Regions from separate parts of the Homo sapiens genome. Here all the other regions are linked to region 2. The links are chromatin loops, found by intact Hi-C in ENCODE. Cell type or tissue: ascending aorta. All regions are shown on one strand.

Region 1 (8,000 bases), 340 kb after region 2:
TGCTTGAAACAAGCAAACAAAAATTGTGGACTCCTCTTTTTAAACAAAATACTAGATTGGATACCGTGATGGGCTGAAATTGTGTTTCTTCAAAATGAGTATGTTGGAGCCCTCCCCCCACTACTCAGAATGTGACTGTATTTGCAGGTAGGGTCTTTAAAGAAGTCATTAGAACGAGATTGTAAGAGTGGGCCCTAATCCAATAGGATTCATGTCTTTATAAGAAAAAGGAGGTTAGGACAGAGACAAACACAGAGAGGCGACGATGTGGTAACACAGGGAGAAGATGGCCATCTGCAAGCCAAGGCAAGAAGCCTAGAACAGAGCCTTCCCTCAGATCCCTTAGAAACCAGCCCTGCCAACACCTTGATCTCAGACTTCAGCCTGCAGAACTGCAGGACAGTAAATTCTTGTTGTTTAAGCTCCCAGTCTGTAGGGCTTTGTTAAGGCAACCCCAGCAAACCAGTACAAATACCTAGAGATAAAATAAATCACAACCAATTATAAACCTCAAAAGCTGATAGATACCACTGAAAAATCTGGAAATATGGAAGAATAACATGATATTCATAGCTGCATTAACTGTCTGTCATACTTTACTTCCCATATTTTTGGCTGAATAATCTTCATATGTGACAATAGTTTTATAATATTCTTTTCCATAGAGAGAAGAGAAAGATAATTTAACTTCTCTTGTAACATGGTTGATCAGATTTTTTTCCAATATGGAAAAGTCTGAAGTTCACAACTTATCAGCGGTAACATCACATACATTTTCAGAATTGGTACCAAATTTGGGAAAATGTCTATCAAGTTTCTTTCACAGATCGGCTGATAAATGTCAGGACATTTTCATTATCTATTAATGCAGTGACTAATCTTAAATGCTCTTTGAATTGCCAACACTCATTAACCAGTCGGTCACCAATGTCTGCACCATAGTTATGCTATCCTGGTCAATGTTCTGATTTTATGTTGAGTCAGCAAAAAAAGGAAAATCTTTTTTCCGATGTGAGCTTATAATTCATCCCTTTCTTTTAATTGGGTTATATTATAATCCAAGAGCCTACTTATTACTTCCATTGGAAATGTATCATAAAGATTGGAAATGTATGTCTTCCTCTTAATGAACTAATACTTTTAGTATGATCTAAGATTTTTTGTTACAATTTATTTCTTCATATGAGAATAATTTTAACCTTACTTCCACAGAACTGTTAAAACCGTATAATAACCACGTGAATACCTTGCTAGGATGCCCTGCAGTCTTTGGAAGGACAGGGGCAAGTGAAGAAACCTGAAGCTGAAGCTCCATTAGCTTTGTGGCGAGTCAACCCTGGTCAAGGTTGGAGGTGGGGCTCAGAAGAACTAAACCAACAGATACTTCCAGCTGTACACACTCATCCCAGCCAGCGACACCCACTCTTCAGGTCCATGGTCCCAGGCCGCAGCAAAGTTCTGAGACTAAGGTGAGAATAAGGTGAAATTATGCACATTTTCTGTTTGTGTGTAGAGAAAGAGAGAAACAACTTCCTCAACCCGAGATGAGGTTGTCTCTGGGCGACTAGCCATCTGGTTCACCAAAACAAGATTTTCTCTGATTTTGCATGTAAGCTGTTTTTGTTTGTCTTTTTTACCACTTTGGTCCTAAAGGGTTTATTTTCTGTTACCCACTCCCCACAGAACCTCTGCATTCTGGGATGGAATGTAGGGTGATGGAATCCTTAGAGGTGGGTGAGAGGAATCCCACTGGGCCCCCCAGCATGGCCTGGGGCCTTCCTGGGCTTGGCAGTGGTTAAGAGTGTGAGCACCAGAACCAAACAGCTGGGCTCTGACACTGACTCCCTCCAACCATAGTCCCGGGACAAACTCACCCCTCCGTTCTTCCCATTCTGTATCAGTAGAGCAGAGGAAAAGTGATGAGCAGCACGTGGGAGTTGTGGGAATTGAGTCGTTGCCGCTCAAGTGCTTGTACAGGGCCTAGCACTTCGTAACTGCTCACTGCGGGAAAGGGAACAGGTTTATTAAGGGTTTGATGAACAGAACTGGAGGAAATTGGGAGGGGGCAAGGGCCCTGTCCTTATGCCAGGAACTCCTCCCTTCCTTTCTTCTCCAGGCCTCACTGGGAGCTGCACCCTCTGCTCCTCTGGCCTGGGAAAGAGCCAGATGTCTTGTCTCCTGTTTCCCATCAGAGAGGGTTTCCTCTGGCTCCAACGCCTTCCTTGCAGTGTATGAGGCGGCTTTACCTGCCTCAAAGGTCAGCTAGCAAACACCTAGAGAGTATTCTAGACAGACCCTGGCTGCAATTCCCAGGCTTTCCCTGCTAAATCTGGCAGAATCTGCCCTGGGGTGTGCCAAATGTCAATCACAAGAAGGACAGGTCACACTGCTTCTTCCGAGAAGCCTCTCTAGATTTCACCGCCCTGCCTTGAACTCTGCCCATATCCTGTGTCTCCTGTAACCCTGGGCTCAGCTTGTCCAAAAGCTGTTCCCTGCTAACCATGGCTAGTGTGCTTCTCGAATTGTGAGCCAAAAGCAAATGTTCAAAAGCACAACCAGAGATTTATATGGCATAGGGGTGTATTTTCCCAGAGAGCTAAAAAAAGATTGTAAAATCGTAATTATATCCACATTTTATGCATAATTTTTGCAATATACTAACCATATTTTGAACATGTTCATTCATTTACTTCTGCTACAATTCAACATGCAGTCACTCAACAGATATCTGTTGAGCACCTCCTAGGTACCAGACACCATTCCAGGTATTCAGAATATATCCCTCGTGGGGCGCACAATCTAATAACAGAAGGAGATGGATAATGAAAACTTCACATCATAAATGTTAGATGGTGATAAGTGCTATGGGGAGGAAACAAAGGGAGACAAAAGCAGAGCCCAAGAGAGAAGATCCAGAATGCAGGTGGAGGGTAGAGTGCAGGTTGCAATTTAAAACAGGAGGATCAGGGAAAGCCTCATTGATACACTAAGATTTGAGCAATGACTTGGAAAGGAGGTGAGGGATGAGCCGCGTGGAAATCAAGGAAAGGGCATTCTGGGTACAGGGCCCTAAGGCGCGAACGTGCCTGGCATGCATCTGAACACAGCTTAATTCTGGTGAGCATCTGATTGTGGCTTCTTTGGTCTTCCTTGGGCGTGCCTAAGGACTCCTATCTTTGTCTCATTTATATTAAGTTCATGAGATCTGTGCTTTCTACTCCAGCTTTCCACTCATCTTTATAAAACAGTAAGGACAAAATTAAATGAAATGTGCAAAATAACTGCACAAACTCTGTGCTGGGTGCCTGGTGACGCGGAACCGTCGGCTGGCACGCTGCGCCCCCACGTGGAAGCTTGCAAGGTTTGGCCCCCTAGGCACGGAAGTTCCTATCTGGCCCCTGGAAAGCAGCCCAGGGGGACCAGGCTTAGTGCCCAAATGTACGCGCTGTGCAAAAGAGAAACTTATGAAGTCAAGGACCTCGTGGCGTGTTAGACGAGAGCCCGAGGGCAGGGGTGGGGGTGCAGTGCTGATGGGGATGTGGGCCACACCCGCTAGCTTTCCTCCCCGAGCCAGAGAAGATGTTCCTGTCCTTGAACAAGAGAGCAGACAGTTCCCCCAGGCAGCTGTGTGCATGGGGGGAGGAGGGGGTTCCGGGAGGGTGCTGTGCTGCATGGCCCTCGACACAGATGTGCACTCGCATGCGCTTGGCAAAGGTGCTCCCCGCACTGGACGTGCATTTGTTTTTCCTCCAGGACTGTGTTCTGGACAAGGACCTCCTGAGGCACCCATGCTGCAGTTCCCAGAGGCTTAAGGACGGCTGCGGGACGTGTGGGCGTCTGGGTTGGTGAGTCTGGGAATTGGGGAGGGGGCGTCTGCGAAGGGAAGCCAGCCCACCCCAGTCATAAATGCCATACTCTTAGGGACACGCAGGAGTATTTTATTGTTTCATTGAAAACTGAGCCCCCAGTGCAGCTGTTCTGCCCATGAATTCCAGGGGGCAGGGACGGTGCGGGTAGGAGAATGAGGGGAAGCCAGAGGGAAGTGGGGACAGGGCCCGCTTGTCAAGTCTACGAGATCTTGTTACTGGGGTTTGGGGGAAATTGGATGCGGTTCCAGGGTTCAAATCTTTCTTGCCCCACACACCAGGGCGCTGGCTCCACTTAAGGCCATCGAGATGAAAGGGCCTGAGTGTTTATTCCCTTGTCAGCCCAGCAAATGGGTTCTGAGCCAACTCTGACAGTCTGTTTTCAAATAGGAAAAAGCGTTTTTTAAAAACTCTTTGTTTGGAGAGTAAAACCTGCTATGTGTTAAAGGTGACAAGCTAGGCTGTGCTGCAGACAGGACCCCCTCCCGGGTTGGCTCAGGGAGGCTTTTGCACTAGGCACCTCCTCAGATTACACCTGGCCATCGCCTCCCTGTCTTTCCACTTGCAATTTTAAGGGTCACCTCTCCAAGGATGCCTTCTCTGACCACCCAGCGTAGTTCCCCAGGCACTCCGTCACTGTCCTGCTGTAACCCCTTCCTGGCGATCCTCTTCGCCTGATATTTTTGTGCTCACTGATGGATGAGCTCTGCTCATGAAAATGCAAAGTCCCTTAAGAGCAGAGTCCGTGTCTGTTCTTTTGGCTGCACTGTTACCTGCACAGAGAAGAGTGCCCAACCGAGATTGTGCATTCAATACGTATATTTTATTAGTTGAAATAAATGAATGATGTTTAAGACCTGGCTTATGCATTTTCTTTAATGAAGAGATGGAGAAAACATAGCATGCTGGAGCAGAAGGGAGATTGAGGAGAAGAATCTGGACCAGCAAAGAAAAAGAATTCCAATTTTCCTTCCCTCAAGGACAACCTGCCCATAGATAAGCGCCTTGAGACCAAAGCCCATTATGGTTGCTGCCAGGCAGCTTGGAGACACAGGAATGGCCTCCCAACATCCCTGACCTCGGTTTTTGATACCTTTGTAAATGATATCCCTAATCTGTCTGCTCCTGAAATCCCTACCTCGTTTTTAAAATGTTTTCCTAAAACCTAATGAGTTTGACTTGCTCCTTTGCCTTTGGAAAGGTTGTCATTTTACATTTTAAAAGTCAAAAAGAAACGCTTCCTATCCCTCTGGATCCTCCTGGAGCCAGCAGTAGCTCTGTGGCCTTGAGCAAGTCACTTCCCTTCGCTGGGGCTCAGTTTTCTGTAAAGGGAGGAGGAGATGGTGCTGGCTGTTGTCCAGGTCCATGCCAGCTCTAAAAGGCTGTGAGCTTCTGATGCCCACCCCCCAGTGACACCCACAAAGGAACTGCCTTCCCCTCCAATGGGACAGCGTATGGCCAAGCATTCCTGGGAAGGGCAGGAAGAAGAGGGCCTCCTTCCTAGCGCCCAGGCCCTTGTCTGCTTGTCCCCTTGTCATCCTTCCCCTGGACTATGCCACTACAATGCATCATGAGGACCTTAGATATCAAGAGTGGAAACGCAGGGTTGTTCCCCAGAGTAAACAGACTACAGAAATGGCCCAGTTCTCCACTCCTGCATGCTAGTCCTTTGCCTTTTGAGTTCACACTCGTCTCAGCAAGAGCTGGAGCCTATCCCCTAACACCTGAAATTTGGATTGGCTTTCTGACTGCTTTAGCCAAAAGAATGCACTAAAAGTATCAAGGTGTAGGTGTGGAGCCCAGGTCTCAAGAGGCCTTGCCCAACCCTTCTCTCTTTCCTGGACCCCTGTAGCTGCCATGAAGGAACACCGAGGCTAGCCTGTGGGAGGATGAGACACATGGAGCAGTGCCAGCTGACCCAGCCAACACCGTTCTAGATTAACAACCATATTAGCCAACTGAGCCCCAGACATATGAATGAGTCCCAGCCAAGCCCAGCCAAGATCTGCGGGCCTGGCTCAGATCAGCAGAAGTGTGCAGCTGACCCACAGACTCCTGAGTCACGATCACCGATTGTTTCAGGATGGTTTGTTACACAGCAATGGCTAATTGACAATACACCCTGGATCTACCCCCAGGACAGCCCACATCTCCCTTAGTTTGCCTTCTTGAGCATCCTTGCACGTGGTCTGCCCTTTCTGCCTCTGTACTGCCTAGTTTATGTCTTAAAAATATCACTTCCCTCCTGTAAGTCCGGCCCTGTGTATAGAAGCATACAGGCAATCGCTTACATGAGAGAATTTTATTTTTCAGGGTCTCTCTAAAACTGGGTGCCATAATGTGTCAGCTACTTGGGCCAGCCATGGTATCTGAAACCGTGGCCCAAAGACTTGGTCTTCTGAATTACATCACACATAGTACATGTCATATAGAGGAGCACACATCCTACCTCCTGTCTCAGTGGCATGATAGGTGAAGTGGAAATCGGGTGCAGGAATGACCTTTATGGGGCTGGGAAGGAGGCTTTGTGGGAATGCAGACCTGACAGAGTGTTCCAGGAGAGGCCTCCGTGAGGTCACCGGAACTAAGCAGGGATTGGAAGCAGAGCCCCCAGGCACACCCACACTCATAGTTTTGCTAAGGATTGACCCTGTTTTCTTGTGCAAGTATTTTATTTTTCTCTAATAAATTAACATTTATTAGAAGTCTATTGTAAATCAAGCAGGCATCAGCTAAGCCCAGGAGATGACAAAGATAAATAATGAATCCCTGCCCTGAAGGAACTTACTAGTTCATAATCCTAAAGGTGCAAAATACCGCTACAAGTATATGCCAATAAATCATTAGATTCGAATTCAGTTCTTTCTTCTAAAAGTCAGGAGGTAAAACCAGATTAATCAATGATCAACAATTAGAAAAATCAATTAGGGTGATGTTTATATTACTTATGTATTTATACTTCTTCAAGTTTTACTCAAATTACATTTCTCTTTGCAAGTACGATTAATATTCAAAGCCAAACATGATTTCCAGTCTTGTCCCCAACTGCATCCTTCTGTCTTACTCACCTCTATACATGATATACCTTCATTCACCTAGTTCTATACATATCTTATCCATAGCAAATCCTGTAGCATTACCCCCACAACATACACAGAATCCCGCCAATTCGCACCACCTCCACCTCCACCATCCCAGTGCAAGCCATCAGCACCTCTCACCTATTCTTTTGCAAAAAAATTGGTAACTGGTCTTTTTGCTTCCATCCTTCTCTCCCACCTTCTATTCTAACCAGCAGGCAGAAAGATCCTGTTCAAACATAAGTCAGATTAGGTTAATCCTTAGATCATAAACCCTCCGCTATCTTCCCATCACACTTAACATAAAATCAAAGGCCCCAGATGACTTGGCCCTGACCACCTCTCTAACCCTGCTCTAGTCACATGGGCAGTATTGCTTTTCTTTACATTCACCAGACATTCCTACCTTAGTGCCTTTGCACTGGTGCCTGTTACCTTCCTGACTCAGACCTCTTCATGGACCATTTTTTTATGGCATTTCAAGCTTTGCTCATGTTTCACCTCTTTAGAAAGAACTTCCTTGACCACCAGAGCTAAAATAGCCACCATCACCACTACCCCACAACATCCTTCACTTTCTAGCCCTTTGCCCTGCTCTAGTTTTCTTCATAGCACTTACCACTGCCCTGTATTATACCATGTATTTGTTTATTTACTTGTTCGTTGCCATGATGAGATCCCTAAAGACAGGGGTCTTGGCTGGTTGGTGTGCTACCATATGTTAAGTATTTGAACAGTACCTTGCTTTTGTCATCTACGTAATAAATGTTTGTGGAATGAATCCCTAAGTGTTCACATTCATTCTGCTAATGTTTGTAAATATCTTATTTTGTAAAATAAGTGAATGGGCAAGTCTATCATATAGCTCAAACAATATCACTCTTGGAATTCAGGAAATGAACATCAAATCCCATTGCTTCTCTAAGAAAAAGAAAACAATTTGGACCACTCACTTCCCTTCTCTGAGCATTTGTTTTTCCTTCTTCAAAGTAAGTAAAACCATCCCTCTCCCCTCCCAACCGAAAAGGTAAGTACTATAGTTACTTCCATTTTA
Region 2 (8,000 bases):
GGAATGGAGACTTTTGTCCTGCGGCCTTAGCAGTCCTCTGAGACTCTGGCCATCTGGGACTGGTGACAAAGTCCTGGTCTCTGACCTCAGCTGCCCATGGGCTACTTCTCCCTGTCCCATCACTCTTTCTGGTCTGCTGACTTGCTGGCAAACCTGAAGCCATTTTCCTTGGAATCCGAGCGAAGGTTACAGACTGTCCGTAACGCATAGTCTTCAATTTTCCCAAGGACTGAAGCAAGGATGTAAAAAGACCTCTTTCCTCACACTTAGCCCTGTTTTGGAATCGTGGCCCATTGGATTCTTATAGCCTGCCCATTTAAATAACAAAGTGAGCTCCTGGCATGGATACAGACTAAGAAGCCGAGGCCCTGGCCTGGCTCTGACACCTATGCACTGTGGGGCCCTCAACAAATCATCCACTTCTCTAGGTCTCAGTCCTCATTTGCAATAATGAGATACTTCACCCATCCTTCCCAGCTTGCAATACTGTGACATTTGTCTTTTCAGCATTCAACACATCGCCAGGTATCTATTAACCACCAACCAGGTGTCCAGTACTCTGCTAGTGGATATAAGCAGAGCTCTCCAGCTTTTTTTTTTTTTTTTTTTTTCATAGAATGGGACACATACAAAGTGATTTGCAAAATTCACCAGAATAAATTAATGAGGCCACCTGCAGCCAGAGGTCATGTCCTGATGCTCCAGACCCCACTCAGTGGTCCTGAGAACCGAGGACATCAGGGTCTTGGGACATCATAAAAAGGACTGCAGCACCCTGGTCAGGCAGTGCGGCTGAAGGATCCCGAGTTTCTCTACGCTGCCTCTGTCAGCCAGGAGTTTACACTGTAGCCAGGGAAGTATGATGCCCAAAACAGTGTTGAACAACTAACATGGCACTTGCATAAGAGTTACAGTAATTCAAGGATGGGGAGATCAGTGTGGTGAAGCAGTCTGGGCAGGCTTCCTGGAGGAATGGCCCCAGCACAGAAGTGGTTGACTTGGATTTCATCAGCATCAAGGCAGGAGCAGAGAGTGACAGAGGACAGACCCCTATGGGGAGAATCGGGAGCTCTGAATTCCTGTTCTGACTCCACCTCTGAATCATTCTGCCTCCGCTCTCTGTGTGTACCTCTCCTCTTTTATTCACCAATGGCAGCTGCGGGATCTGCTGAGCTAACCTCAAAGGCTGCCATGAAATTCAAACGAGACAGTGTATCTAAAGACATTCATCGGGAACTAAGTACCACATTAATATCAGGGACAATCATTAGCCGTGGATCAGGAAAGCTAATGCAAACCTTATGATCATAGGAGTTTTCCCTGCTGAGTTCATCGATGGATGGCAAGTGCTTAGGACAGCGCCTGGCTCACAGTGGAAACTTTACAAATTGTTATTGAATGAAAGGGAAAGGGAGGACTTGACCAGCTTCTCATCCTGGGCAAGATGGGGATGCAGGAGCTGGTGTGGCCTAGACAAAACTAGATTCTTCAGGGACGATCTCCCTGGGTGCATGGCCTCGGTCCAGCTGGGAGTCCTTTGCTTCCCTTGGTAACTGCCTGCCTCAGCCACTGCCTCTCTGGGGAACCCGGGGCTTTCATCTCCCCCCTACCTGCCGGAAGCCAGAGTGCTGACCCTGACCGGGAGGCCGATTTTAAAGAGCAGGCTCCTAAAGTGGCCTCCTTTTCTCAGGTGATTTATATGATCCAGCGTGCATGCTGAAGGAGAGCATTTAACTTGGATACAATTTAGAATTTTGTTTTTCTCTGAGTTTTTGATTCTGTTCTTTCCTCCTTTGGCTTGAGATTGCAATAAAAGGCAAGATTACCTGGAATAAATACCAGACTGGCTGTATGTTTGGTGAGAGACTGAAGCCGATGAGATTGGAGCCAAGAATGCAAGAGAGACAGCGTGCATGAGAACGAGGTGTCTGCCGGTCCTGCCTCTTCCAGGCGGTCTGTCCCCTTCCCCATCTGGCTGTTCTTCTCTGGGTGCCTCAGTCTCCACCTCCCTGCCCCGTCTTCTCCTACGCCTCCTGCTCAATCCTCAACAGAGATGGGGAATGTGTCCCTCCCGCTTAGGATGCTGTTCACCGCAGAACAGGATTCTGCTTTTTGGTTGCCCAGGCAGGCTGTCCAAATAGCCACCAAGACTATGCAGCAATTTAATCTCTTTCCAGGAACTCCAGGCCTGTAGTTTATGGTAAAAATGGCTTGTTCCTGTCTAGGAACACCGACTCTCACTTCAGAGGGCGACTCAGACTTCCTTAGACTCTACGGAAGCTCTAGGAAGTCTTAATGGGAAGGGGGATTTAAAAAATGTCAGGAGGGGCATGTGGGCTTCTCAAGGGAAGAGAGCAGAGGCAATATTAGACATTTCATAACATTTGGACACCTACTCTTCCTGTTCTTCATATTTTCTTGCAGCTTTGAAAGGTGTTATTGTCTCCATTTTACAGATGAGATGAGGAGACCGAGGCTCGGAGAGGCTTATGCATTTGCCCAAGACTCTACAACTCCACAACTTAACAGGTACCTCTAGAACTGTCTGACTCCAAAGCCTCTGTTCTTTCTACTTTTCCAGGAGTAGGGTAGAGAAAGGTCTGGAGTCCACAGAGTTTCGTGTGCTATTTATGATACCCTAAGGTGGCACCAGAACATCGTGATTGGGTCTGGGTGTTGCCCCAGGGACTCAAGCACCCTTTCCGATGGCCTCCCACCAAACCCAGGGCCTCACTCGGATTCTGAACCCTCAACCTTGAGGAAAATGCAGAATCGGAAGGCGGAGGGGGAGGGGGGGTTCCGAGGAGAGTCCGTGAAAATGGCAAAAAGATTGATAAAAATAAAAGGCCGGGCGCGGTGGCTCACGCCTGTAATCCCAGCACTTTGGGAGGCCGAGGCGGGCAGATCACGAGATCAGGAGATCGAGACCATCCTGGCTAACACGGTGAAACCCTGTCTCTGCTAAAAATACAAAAAAATTAGCCGGGCGCGGTGGCGGGCGCCTGTAGTCCCAGCTATTCGGGAGGCTGAGGCAGCAGAATGGCGTGAACCCGGGAGGCGGAGCTTGCAGTGAGCCGAGATCGCGCCACTGCACTCCAGCCTGGGTGACAGAGCGAAACTCTGTCTCAAAAAAAATAAAATAAAATAAAAAATAAAAAATAAAGAGCTGAGGGCTGCAGGGAAATAAAGTGGGCATGTTGGTTGGGGAAAGGAATTGACTGCAGGGATACAGCCTGTGAGTTCGTGAAGCGCCCTTCGAGCAGAGTGAACTGTTCACAGGCTCCAGCAGAATGAATCTATGGCTGAAAAATGCCAATTTTGGACCAAAGGCGTAGGGTACAGCTCCCTTTTTGGGAAGTCTGTGAAATTTAAACAGTCCAGTGCCAGGGAATCTAGCTGGAGGGAGGGGAGGAGGAAAATAAAAGCCTCTCAAGTCTCTTTTCAAGCCTGGGATTGTGGAATTCTAAGATGTGCATTTGAGAACACATCAAAGATAAGGGGGAGATGGATTTAACTGCCCAGTTCATATGGAATGAAGTTGCTATGTGTTCTTCTATTGATGTCAGGTGCCCAGACGTGACAGCAATAAATCGAGAGGGATATTTATGTAAACAAAAGAAATATAAATAGATGGGAGAGAGTAAACTAAATATAAACTCTCAGTTCAAATCACTGTGAGAACAGCCAATGCTATTTTCAGAGGGGGTGTGTAAGTGCATGCAGGGTGCTATTTATGGCCAGAAGGTTGTATGTAAACTCTGACAGTCCAGCGGCTGCTTTCAATGGCGTGCCATTCAACTCAAGCTGAAGTGGCCTATTGCTTTCTCATCCCCACAGGGAAGAAAACAAGACAGAAAGAAAGAACAAGGAATGTTTTTCCTCTCGCCATGCACGTCTAGCTGTGCACAGTCTCACACTTTTATCGCTTTCCTTCTTGACCATCACTCCTTAAGTCCTGTACATTCTCTAAAGCTGAGTTAAGGTGCATGAGGACACCTTCAGGACCCTGATGCACCCCCATCTAGTCTGTGTTCCCGGACACCCCTGTAACACCCAGGCACATTCACGCATGTTACATATATTTTCTCTTGGACTACCTTTCTGTCCCTCTGACTATACTGTGAGCTCCCCAAGGGCAAGGCTATGGCTTGCATTCCTGAGCTAAGCAATAATAGGTGCTCAGATTTGGTTTGTTCACCCCATTAATCCCTGACCCAAGGGAAGTGTGAACTTGAACGTGTAGCAGGAAAGGGATTTATCAGACAGAGGGAGATTTTCTTTTTAAAGATGAGGGTGCTAGGAGACTGAGCCATGCTTCAGCTCTTGCTCAGAGGCAGGGGATGGCAGCAATAACCTCTTAAATCCGGCCCCTCCCTCTCAGAGATTTTTCCTGTCTTTGAAGGAAGGTCTCAATGGTGAGTCAATGATGAATCTAATCCACGTTTCCTCTTCTTGCAGGCAATTGCATCTAGCATATAATGTGTTGGTTATCCCCAGAACACAGAGCAGTGCATCTCCACAGCGAGAATTCCAGAACAGGTAGGAAATTCCTTGTCTTTGGGGTTTTACTTTTGCATGTTTCCCAGAAGGGGGCAGCATCTCCCTGAGATTTCTTCCCTTTGGCGGTACAATCCTTTCCAGCAGCCTTTAAGGAAGGGCAGATTCAGAAATCCGGAGAATTGCCTCAGTCTCTGCCATTCAGATTCACTAGAGGAGTGGGAATGGGCAAAGGGTGGCCTGTAGACTGGAGAACAAGTGTCTTCAGAATGACGTGTGCCCACGGTGGTCCAAGAACACGGTCCCACCCAGAACATGGTCCCGCCAGAGGCATCAGAGGGCTCAGGTCCTCAGTGTTTGTGAACCTACCAGGGTTTTTGTGCCCCGATGCCCGAGAGGTTCAAGATTTGAAAGTCAAGGGTTGTACAGAGGGGCTGTCTGGATGGGAAATTTTGCTGTGCTCTTCTCTCATCTATTTGGGCACCTGGAGGGCACACAGCTGCATCTGCGGCAGAGCCTTAGAGGGCAGATGGCTTACTCAGTGACTTAGCTAGTTACAGCTGGGACTAGCACTGAGGTCAGCCTGCTAGGATCTGTCAGGTGCTCTCCCAACCACCTGGGACTGCCAAGGTCAAGAGACATGCAATAATACCCGTTTTCCATGATTTTTACTCTCTGCAGTTTCAGTTACATGAAGTCAGTTGAATTTCAAAGATAGGTGAGCACAGTACAGCAAGGTAGAGACCACAATCACAAAACTTGTATTGCAGTATATTGTTACAATTGTTCCATTTGATTATCAGTTATTGCTGTAAATCCCTCACTTAATTAATAAAGTGTCACATTGAGGGTTGGAACTGGCGTTCTCACTCAGCAAAGCTCTGACCAAAGTTTAGCATTAGGCCAGCCTTGCTGCACACCGCACCAGGGACAGCACATTTGCGGTGTGCACTGGGCAAGTGCACAAGGGTGTACATTTGCTTCCCTTCCCGCTCCTGGCACCTGCGGGCTGGTCTCCTCCGCGTGTGCTGGGAAGTCATCAGAACAGCTTTCAAGCATCCTAAGGCCAGCCCGCACTCCCAGATTATATTTTGATACCCATTTACCTTCTACTGCTCTTCCGATCAGCATTTACTCTGCATTTCCTGGTCTTTGTGGTTTGTCAGCTCCTTCACGTTGCTTTCGCTTAGCTGGCGTGTGTGAGGATGAATGAAGAGAGTTAAAAGCCTCCCAACCTCTGGCGCGCTGGAACAGTTCCCTGAATGTGGGGCTGCTGTGAACTGCTGTCATCGCAACATCTATCAAAAACATCTCTTGCCCCCAGGACACGACAGAGTTTTGAAAGTGTTTCTGCCCTACGTTGCTTATGCAGATACTTGGGAGAGAGCTTCCTCCATTTCTGTCTGGTTTTTGGACAAATTCTTCAGATTGTAAGATGTTCAGCATTCTGGGTTGTTTGACTGTGGAAACGCACGGGAGCTCTTGCGGTGTAGACTCTAGCCCCAGTTCTATTGCCAATCTGTCAGGGCCCTAGCAGGCATCACTGCTGTTCTTTAAGACTTACTCTTGCCAACCTCCTGTTGCACCTCTGGAAACAGGACGAGAATGATTTTTTCTGCCAGTGAGTTGAGAAAAGTTGTCACACTGAAAGTACCAACTGAATAAGGTCAGAGAATCAAGGAAGCAAGTGCCTGTGGAGGTTGATGAATCAACAGAAAAATATTACCATATTGGATGTCCACCCGCCTATGTTTAAATCTTCATCTGAGAAAGGGGTGAAGTGTTGGAAAGCATTTAAAATCTGCAAAGATGGGAAATGAGATAACGACCTGGGTCCTCTGGGACAGGACATGCCAGTGCTGGTTCTTGAGAGGACAGCTGCTCCAACAGCCGGGCTCTCCAGAATATGCCGCCGTGGGCTTCGGCCTGGCAGCAGGGCCCCTGGAGGAGCCTGGCACCCAACAGGCGCTCTGTAAATATTTGGGAAGTGAGTGGACGAGTGACTGTCCCTGGTTTGGGCTGGTGCCATTTAGAGGGCAACCAGAGTGCAGGGAAGGGAGGAGCTTGGGCAAGAGGGACATTGCTGTCGCTGGTTGATGGTGAGATGGCACTTAATGAGAACCTGGTCATTGGGAAAGCCCCAAGCCTGCGTCTTGCTGTGATGCCTTCCCCATTATGAAGGGTCCATTGGCATGGGAGTGGGGAGACCTGGACTCAGAGAAGCTACAAGGGCAAGGGTGGAAAGGCATAGCTTCTGCAAGTTGATGCTGAAAAAGATCCAAGACTCATATTCAGCAGACAGCCCATAACCAAGAGCCAAGGAAAACTTTGCCTCTGCTTCTTCTACTGGACTCTCTTGGGCTATCCTTTCATGTCTTTATTTTTCTCAAAATAGCTCTATGTTCCTTTCTTTAAAAATTAAAATATAGCAAAATTGACTTTCGGGGGTTTTATAGCTCCATGAGCTTTAACATATATGTAGGATCATGTAACCACTACTATTATCAGAATACAGTACAGTTCCATGACCCCAAAGAACTCCTTCATGCTACTACTCCCTTTGTAGTCATACTCTCTCCATATTTCTAACCCCGGCAACCAATGATCTTTTCTCTATTACTATAGTTTTATCTTTTTGAGGATGTCATATGAATGAATTTATACAGCATGTAATTTTCTGAAACTAGCTTCTTTCACTCAGCATTATGCCTTTGAGATTCACCCAAGCTATTGTAACAATAGTTTATTATTATTTATTTTATTTTTCTTTATATTATTATTTTTTATTTCAATAGTTTTTAGGGTGGATGAGTTCTTTACTGGTGAATTCTGAGATTTTAGTGCACCCATCACCCAAACAGTGTACACTGTACCTAATATGTAGTCTTTTATCTCTCACCCTCCTCTCAACTTCTCCGCCAAGTTCCCACAGTCCTTTATATCACTGTATATGTTTTTGCTTCCCTATAGCTTAGTTCCCACTTATAAGTAAGAATGTACAGTATTTGGGTTTCCATTCCTGGGTTACTTTACTTAGAATAATGACCTGCAGCTCCATCCAAGTTGCTGCAAAAGACATTACTTTCTTCCTCTTTATGGCTAAGTAGTGTTCCATGGTGGATATATACTACATTTTCTTTATCCACTCACTGATCGATGTGGACTTAGGTTGCTTCCGTATCTTTGCAATTGTGAATTGGGCTGCCATAAACATGTGTGTGCAGGTGCCTTTTTCATAAAATGACTTCTTTTCCTTTGGGTAGTGTATTAGTCAGGGCTCTCTGAAGGAACAGAATTAATAGGATATATGTATATAGGAAGGGGAGTTTATTAGAAAAATTGACTCACACGATCACAAGGTGAAGTCCCAACATAGACCATCTACAAGCTGAGGAGCAAGGAAGTCAGTGCAAGTCCCAAAACCTCAGAAGTAGGGAAGCTGACAGTGCAGCCTTCAGTCTTTGGGCAAAGGCCGAAGAGCCCCTGGCAAATCACTGGTGTAA
Region 3 (8,000 bases), 150 kb before region 2:
CCCCTGCCCTCCAGAGGCTCACAGTCTAGAGGGGAGACAGGTGTGGACACAGGCAGTTGCAATGCAGTGTGTTGAGTGGGCAACAGAGAGGATGTATCACGCACCAAGGGCAGGCAGGATGGGGCAGTAACCTGGTCTCTGGTCCAGGGGTGAGGATGTCAGGAAAAGCTTTTCACAGGTGGTAATGATCATCACAGATGTGTTTCCATGTTGATTACAGGCAAGGAATTGGTGTCGACACTTTATGAGGATTGGCTCATCTAATCCTCATGATAGCACTGTTTGAGGCACAGAGGGGTTAAGTAACTTAGCAGGTGGCAAGGCACAGAGGCAGAGTGCAAACCAGGCACCCTGACTGAACAGCTTGCAGCCTCCTCCTCCATCTCTTCCACCTGTTGGTGAGTTAGCAGGGAGGAGACAGAAGAAGCAGGTCCGGACAGCCCCATCTCTTCCAACTCCTCTTCGTCTCTTCCTTTCTTATTGCTGAGCTACAGTGCATCCTCCACCCTACTGACAATAATCTACCCCAAGCACAGGGAGGATGGTTCCACTGCCTGCTAGGAGCCTCTGATGCTTCCCATCCCGCAGAGGCTGAGGCTGAACCCCCTTCATGGACACATGAAGCCCTCTAGAGTCCTCTCTGGCCTTGTCTTCCACTCCGCCTCGTCTCCCTCTATATGCTCTCAGCAGCCTTGCACACCACCCTCATCCAGCACAGGCCTGCTCGCCAGCCCACACAGCCATGCTCAGCAAGTCCTCAGGCCTGGGCACATCACTGATTTTCTGCCAGAATTGCTCTTGTCCCCCAATCTCCTGACAAACTCCTGCACATCCTTTAGATTCAGGTCAGTTGTCGCCTCACAGGAAGCGGTCCCTGACTCCTCTACGGCCAGGTTATTTGTTTCCTTGCTTAGCCATTCCCAGCTCTGGGTACAGTCCTGGACTTTCTGAGGTGGGCTGGAGCCACTCTACCCGCGGGTGAGCACCAGGTGTGGGTCTCCCCGCAAATTCATGTTCAGTGACTTTGTGCGAAATAACTTGAAGTCCCTCCACCCTGGTGGCAGTATTTACACCATAGGAATTGACAAACCCCGCAGACACCTCCCCCACCTTAGGAGCTTATTAAGGATATACTGACCCCCCACTGACTGTGTCTTTCTCCAACTGTGTCACCACTTTCGTATGTGTCTTTCTCCCCTCCCAAATGGCAAGTACTTCAAAGGCAAGGCCTCTGTCTTATTTATCCGTTTACAGACAGACCCAGCGTACTGTCTGGTAGCACATGAGGGCTGCCAATAACTCATGAGACGTGAGGCATGCCCTAGAGAATTTGTCATTTAATTATGGCAACCAGGCATTCTCCTGCCACCCCAGTCCCTTGAAAACTCTGCCACGCCCACAGTCAGCTTCCTGCTCAGAAACCTCAGTAGGTCCTTTTGCATATATGGCCAGAATGCCATGTCCCCCAAGGTAGGGATTTGTATCTGTTTGGTTTTATCAATGAGATCCAGTGCTCAGAACAGTGCCCAGCATGGAGAAATGCTTTGTACCTTTCAACACATTATTGTCAAATAAATCAATAAATGATAAAATTCAAGCTCCTTACAACAGGCTTCAAGACCCTTTATTCACAATTCTGTCTCTCCAATTCTGTGGCCAGCTTCTCCTTTGGTCAGAGCCTCCGCACCAGTCCCGCTGATCTCCTAGTTAGCCCCTCAGGTCCAGGTACCACATACTCTTGTCCTGGCATGAAACTCCCACTCCCTCCCCTCTGTCTGCCCAAAGCCGCCTCATTCTTTGATCCGACTCCTGGAACACCTGCTATTTTCTACTCTTCCTCTAGCACCAACCTGTAAGGTTAGGATTTTTTTCTACATTCTCAGCCAGGCTTTGAGCTCCTTAGGGCAGGGCTGGCGTATGGACCACCTTGGTGTCTCCAGCACCCACCTCAGGCTTTCATGCATAGTAGGCACCCGGGGTAGGGTTGTAGCCTATATTTGCTCACATTAAAAAATTAGAGACCAGCAAGATATATGCAAGTTGCCGCCTCTAACCTCGCCACCCCATGGAGTTTCTTTTTAGCAGTTGTTGACCAAGTGTCAGCAGAGGTTGCATTGGGGTGTTGGTGTTCAGGAGCCCGAGCCAGTCGGGGCTCACCATGGTGGCAGCAGGCTTTATGACTTGGTCTTTTCCTCTTTCCTTTTCCTCTCAGGTCATGGTCACCCCGCTGCTGGCTAACTGCAGCTACTTCTGCCAGCCAGTGGACTACAGATGGAGAAAGCATGGAATGAGGGTATGGCAGGGAGCAGGAAGCAAGCCTGGAGAGGGTTAGGAGGAACAACTTCATAACAATCGGAGGTCAAGGAGGTATCACCTGAGCCTTTTGATGAGAGGCAGGGGACTAGCTAGTTTTGGAGTCAGATAACATCAATTTGGATCTCAGCTCTGCCAGTTACTTGCTGTGTGACTCTGGGTGGCACACCTAACTCTTCTGGGACTCAATTTTCTTATCTATAAGATTGAGATAATAATACCTATTTTATAAAGCGAAATGATTGAAGGAAGACGGAATCAGATAATATATGATAGATAATATATGAAAGTGTTTAGCACAGGGGCCGGCACACACTGAGCGGTAGCTAGGTGGTAGTGATTTCATCACTGTTAGCTGTTCTCTGTTTCAACTGGAAGCAGAACAAAAGACTCTAGCTGAAGCCTGTCTCCAGGTAGCTAAGGCTTCTCACCAGCTGATATGGATGTTGAGTCACTGGATGTTGGTGATGGGCTCATGTCCTGTGACTCAAAGTATGATCCTTGGGCCAGCAGCATCATTTGGGAGCTTGTTGGAAATGCAGAATCTGTGCTCCACCCCAGGCACACTGATTAAGAATCTTCTTTTCAACGAACAAGATGCCCACATGCTCATTAGATTCCAAGGTTCTGGGCTGGGGCACATTTGGAGAGTCCTTCTGTGGTCACTCCAGTAGCTTCTCCCCTTCTTTCCTGTGCGAACAGGCATCTTCCTGGAGACAGGAAGGTAGGCACTGTGGAATCAGCGGTGCGTAGAACAGTGAGGATTTGGGGCTGAACCCAGCCCAGGTGGGCCAAGCCGTGGCACCAGCCGGACTGCAGTCTGATGGAACTTCCCCTTCCTGCCCAGCAGATGGCGAGCGTGTGCTGCTGGTGCCTCTTTCCAAAGGACGTTGAATTGCTTGACAGGTAAGATCCCGGACCCATGGGCTCCTGTATATCCGTCAGCCAAATCTGGGGTGGTGTCTGACTCTGCCAGCAAGAATGCTCTCTAGGTTTGCCCAGGCAGCCATGCCAGAGACTAATTTCAGAGTAAAGCCTTGGTCCAGTACCTGGCTGAGGGAGGATGCTCAGCCACTGAGGTAGCATCCCTCTCTGCCGGCTCCCCTGGTCCCTGCTTTCTATCAACAGAAGTAGGAGTAGGCATTTGCCCCATTAGTATCCAGGTTCCAGGTAAAATTAAAATGGAAAATTAAACAAATTTTAAAACTGACATGATATAGCAAGGGTCATCCAACGGCAAAAGCCATCCTTCCATGTTAATGAGAAGAAACCTTGCTGGTGAGGCCAGGGAGCTTGTGGGATTAAGCAGGGTGGGGCAAGAGCATAATGTTGGTGTGGTTGGTGATGAAAAGAGGGTACTCTTTCTTCTCAGTCTCTTGCCAAAATGATCTGAGCAAAGATCACGTGGGAATGTGTTGTGTGGGTGTCCGGATTTGGGCTGACTGTTCAACACCTGAACTCTTACCCCGGTGGCCTGGGGGGCAAGGATCGGACATTGGAAAGAACCCAGTCTCTGAAGCCAGACTGTTCTGATCCCAGTTTGGCCACCTACTAGTTGTGTGCCTTTGGGCAAGTTACTTAACCTTTCTGTGCCTCTGTTTTTTTTTTTTTTTTTTTTCTTGAAAAATGGAAGTAGTAGAAGTATAAACTGCACACAATTATGTGGTATTTAAGTGATTATTTTATACACATAAAGTAGAATAGTGTTCTCTTCCCTCCTCTTCCCACCACACAGCCCTGCCCAGCATCTAGAAGACCACCTGAAGCTTTCACACTTTGAGACCTTAGATCCTGCGAGGGTTTGAATTTCAAAAGCTTCAATTAAAGCACACAGTAGGTCATAAATTGGTGTTTGACTGTTGTTATTTCCCTTTAGTTTTACTCTCTTCTTCAGTAAAACAGGTAGAATTACCATATCCCACTCTAAGGGGTAGTTGAGGCCCCTGGAGAAGTCTGGAGAAAGGAGACCTCCAGAGTTGATGCCATCTCTTCCTCCTCTCCAGGTGTTCTTTACTTTATGAATGAAGCCAGAGCAGCCCACCTTCCTGCATCTCTACCACCATGGCACCATGCCCTGTGATGGGTGGGCTGGAGTCAAATATGTAGCAGGCAGCCAGGTAAGTGATGCGCGCCGTGGACGGCCCTGCTCCAGGCCCTAGTAAGGCAGGTCTGCTGGGCTGGTCTGCTGGGCTGAGTCCCAGCTCAGGAGACCTGCATCCCTGGAATATCATGGCTGGTCTCTAACTTTTCCCTTCCCTGAGGTCATGAGACCAGGCCTCTGCTCCCATTTGTCCCTGTGGCTCCTCAGAGCTCTCGGGCTACCCCTCTCTGGGATGGGGAGGTGGCTGCTGGGAGATGCTCATAGCCATCAGCCCAGAGAACACAAAGGTAGTAGAAACATTCTCATTGAGCATCTCAATAACTCCAGCCCTCCATCATCACGATCTCAGATGGCTCATGCCGGACCTCTGCAGGATAAGGTCTTTCCAGGGATTCTCTGTGGAGATTGCAGAGGTGCTCTCTGCAGCTTGGAGGATTGAAACATCAAAGAGAACTCCCACACCACAGCTAAGCCCAGCTCCACTTATTTTCCTTTATCTCCCCACACCCCACTCTGCAGCCTTCTTCATAGGGATGCTTAATTCTTTGGTCCATGTCTTCATGGACTGGCCAGGTTGTGGCCTTCTATGTGGCCCTGCTTCTGGTGGAAATGATATCTTACCACCCTACAGCTGGTAAGGAGATCTCATTGGCTCCAGGGGCCTTGGCTGAACCCTTGGTTCTATTCTTGGCTTGTCACTCTATACCAGTGACTTGGCATCTGCCCATAAACAAGCCCTCTCATCCTTAGATCTTCCTTAGCTTCCTAACTTGCAAGGGCCTCGGTAGCCATCTCATCAGATCCTGGAACTAACCCTAACTCACTGGCACAGTGTGGGACTTTGAGCAAATGGCTTCCATGCTCAGGTCTCAATGTCATTATCTATAAAATGAGGGCCTCAGCCAGATGACCTCTAAGCATTAATATCCTGTGAGTCTGTGATCACCGATTGCACCCTCCAGGTGCCTGGATGTCTTGCAGTTTTGGGAGAACCACTGCCCCCCAGATGGTGATGACAGCCTAAAGTGTCCCATACGGGGCTCTGGATAGACTGAGTTTATCATCAGGGCCACCATGACATGGCTGGATGGGGGAATTGGGGAAACCACGACCAGGAGAAGGGTCAAGAAGATTCTTGGGATCATGGGGTGGAAAAAACTGACTGCTCTCCCTTCTCTTTCTTCTCATGCTTTCTTTTGCCCAGGGTCAGTTTGTGGCCACTGCTGCCCCCTCTTCCTACAGTCTCCTCACTGAGTGCCCCTTCCCTGTTGGGTTCAACACATCTGTGCTCCTGTAAGCCCTCAGCCTCCTCGTTCTCTTCCTCAACTTCTACCACCAGACACATCTGAGAAGCAAGCAAGAGAGGCTGAACTAGGAGCAGGACCCAGGGACTGAAACCAGCACAGCATCCCCACAGAGAATTGGGTGGAAGGCAGCATGGCTTCCAGCTTACTGGTGCTGAGCAGATTGCTCTGGGTCTCCATTGTATCCTCTGAAGGAAGGAGGAGGATTGCCTTCTGTCCAGATCTCAGGATCAAACAAATAGGTCCAATTTCCTGTGCTCACTTCAGTTAGAGCACTTCTCATGTGACTTTGTAGCTTTGTGTGCATCTCCTTCCTCTACTAGACCTAAGCCCCTCACGGGAGGGACTCTCTTATTCTTGATGTTCCCCACACCTGGAATTTCAATAAACATCTCAATAAACGTGTGTGTTTGGATCCTTGGATCCCATGACTGCCGTCATAACCTTGGTGAAGAAGAGGGCTGGGAGTAGGAAAGAGGTCAAGGTTCGCTTGATCTCTAACCCTATAGTGGGAAATTGTGACGGAGAATATTCAAGAGTGGGTGTGGGTCTGTTTGATTTCAGGTGTAGCTGTGTAAATAGTTAGCCCTGCATATATTTTTGTCTACTCACAACTGCCTGCATGTGTATTCATAGAGTTGTGTGATTCTGTGTATGTGCCTGGGGAGTGGGAGAGGGCCATGTGCACATGTCTGAATACTTGTTTTCAAATATACATGCATGTTTCCATTTGGGTTTCTCTCCATTTGTGTTGTTTGCCTGCCTCTTCTGTAAGTCTCTGAAAGTGCCACATTGGCAAATAAAAGCCACTGGGATCAATAATTCTCCTGTTCTGATGGGAGACATGGAAGCCCACTGAGAAATCTCCGAATACATGTTCCACTAAGAGCTTCCAAAAATAAATGGGAAAAAAGGAGAAATGGGGCACACCCATCTTCTTCACAGAGAGGGAAACTGAGGACCAGCAAAGGGGAATATATGACTGAGATACTATGGCAGAAGCAAATATTGGCTGAGCTGTTCAAACCCAGAATAGGATGGGTTTCTTGAAAGCAGTTTGCCTGGGAGCTGTCTCTATGTCTCCAGTATGATGACTTTTCTCCTTTATAATTGCCCTTCGGCTGTTTTTCATCTCTAGGTAAGTTCTTATTTTGCCATGCCTCAATAGTCAAGAAAATTAAAGAATTGCTGAAGGTTATGCAGTGCTATTTGGGGACTGTGTCTCCATCTGGCCTTTTAGTTAATCAACCCAAGGCCAGGCAAGGCTACATCCTGTGGACAGAATACTCAGAGAAAATTCCCTCTAAATTACGCAGGATGTGAGCACATTCCACACCTTTTCCATGCACTGGTTGAGTGCCTTTGGGTGGGCGGTGGGGGGTGGTGAGGTGCTTATTTTAAGGCAAACTGTTATATTTTTTTAAACACAGGAGTAAGGTTTGTTCATTTGCTTAGCAGCCAAGGGAAGGGAAAAATTAGTCACTTCACAGTTTAGCATTAATATTTGCCCAGTTCTTTGTGGCTGCCTCTGCCTGATAAAGCAGCGCAAAGGGAAATGATATGTTCCAGGTCACGTCTGAATGGAATGAGACTTTTGCTGGGGAGAGCCTTTGTGAGGCAGTGTCCCAGAGAGAGTTTGGGGGAAATTCTCAATGGACTGAAGGCCCTTCATTTTTCTATCCTGTACTACTATGTAACAACTCCAGCTCTGATGTAGGAGTGCTTTGTAGGTATTGTTCATTAGTGTAGGTTGATTGTGTGAATATGATAAACCAAAGTGGTTTATATTTAGCAAAAATACCAAAATTCTTAACTAATATTGTAGACGTTCATCTCTATGAACTGTTTAAGATAATGACAAGGAAGGGTGGTGGTAGACATTTAAGTATATAACATAGCAGGGCTGGGCTACTGCTCAGAGAAAAGGAGGCTCAGAGTACTGGGAGGGAATGTTCCAGAGACAGAAGTAGGGGGCAGGCCCCCACCCCCTGTCTCCCATGAGCTTCCAGCAACTGACGGTTTGGGCTCCTGGCTGTCACCTCATAAATCAGAGTACATCTAATTGAGAGATAAAAACCACCTCCCAGTGGCCTTCATTGTCCTCTTCCTGCTAAAAATTCTGTGGAGACCTCTCCTCCCAACCCACCCCCATACATACTCCACTGTCCACTCAGCTGACCACATGTCCCCAAGAGCTGCTGCAGCCTGACCAGTCCTCTTGGAGCCAGGAATCAGAAGAAAAGATGATTTGATTTCCTCCTTTCCTACCCTCCCTTTCTCTT

The links. Peaks named below come from ENCODE experiments on the same cell type or tissue, not always from the same donor. Only the 100,000 strongest peaks of a DNase experiment are listed, where the experiment ranks them.
Region 1: it touches region 2 in a loop (2.3-fold over the local background); 5 of 110 quality-filtered maps call a loop at or near these places.
Region 3: it touches region 2 in a loop (6-fold over the local background); 7 of 110 quality-filtered maps call a loop at or near these places.

The regions. Positions count from the first base shown.
Region 1 is chr12:5,508,364-5,516,363 of GRCh38, forward strand. LOC124902865 (a long non-coding RNA gene) reads left to right here. Exons shown (of 5, transcript XR_007063188.1): 2 at 1,213-1,469; 3 at 3,754-3,845. Among named protein-coding and RNA genes, the nearest start is that of NTF3, 80 kb to the left of the region's middle. RefSeq lists an enhancer at 1,100-2,299. In ascending aorta, a CTCF peak has its summit at 3,357 (motif pointing left); a DNase peak (open chromatin) is centred at 3,408; H3K4me3 peaks cover 490 bases.
Region 2 is chr12:5,167,351-5,175,350 of GRCh38, forward strand. It overlaps LOC105369617 (a long non-coding RNA gene), which reads left to right. Exons shown (of 10, transcript NR_188066.1): 3 at 2,457-2,529; 4 at 4,459-4,539. Among named protein-coding and RNA genes, the nearest start is that of LINC02443, 72 kb to the right of the region's middle. RefSeq lists enhancers at 4,475-5,211, 5,680-6,879. In ascending aorta, a CTCF peak has its summit at 4,568 (motif pointing right); no DNase peak of the experiment used is centred here; H3K27ac peaks cover 1,378 bases.
Region 3 is chr12:5,019,476-5,027,475 of GRCh38, forward strand. LOC100507560 (a long non-coding RNA gene) reads left to right here. Exons shown (of 7, transcript NR_187676.1): 3 at 2,213-2,367; 4 at 3,016-3,219; 5 at 4,049-4,146; 6 at 4,317-4,430; 7 at 5,619-6,119. Among named protein-coding and RNA genes, the nearest start is that of KCNA5, 20 kb to the right of the region's middle. RefSeq lists an enhancer at 7,736-8,000. In ascending aorta, a CTCF peak has its summit at 3,167 (motif pointing right); DNase peaks (open chromatin) are centred at 3,204 and 7,086; H3K27ac peaks cover 2,503 bases.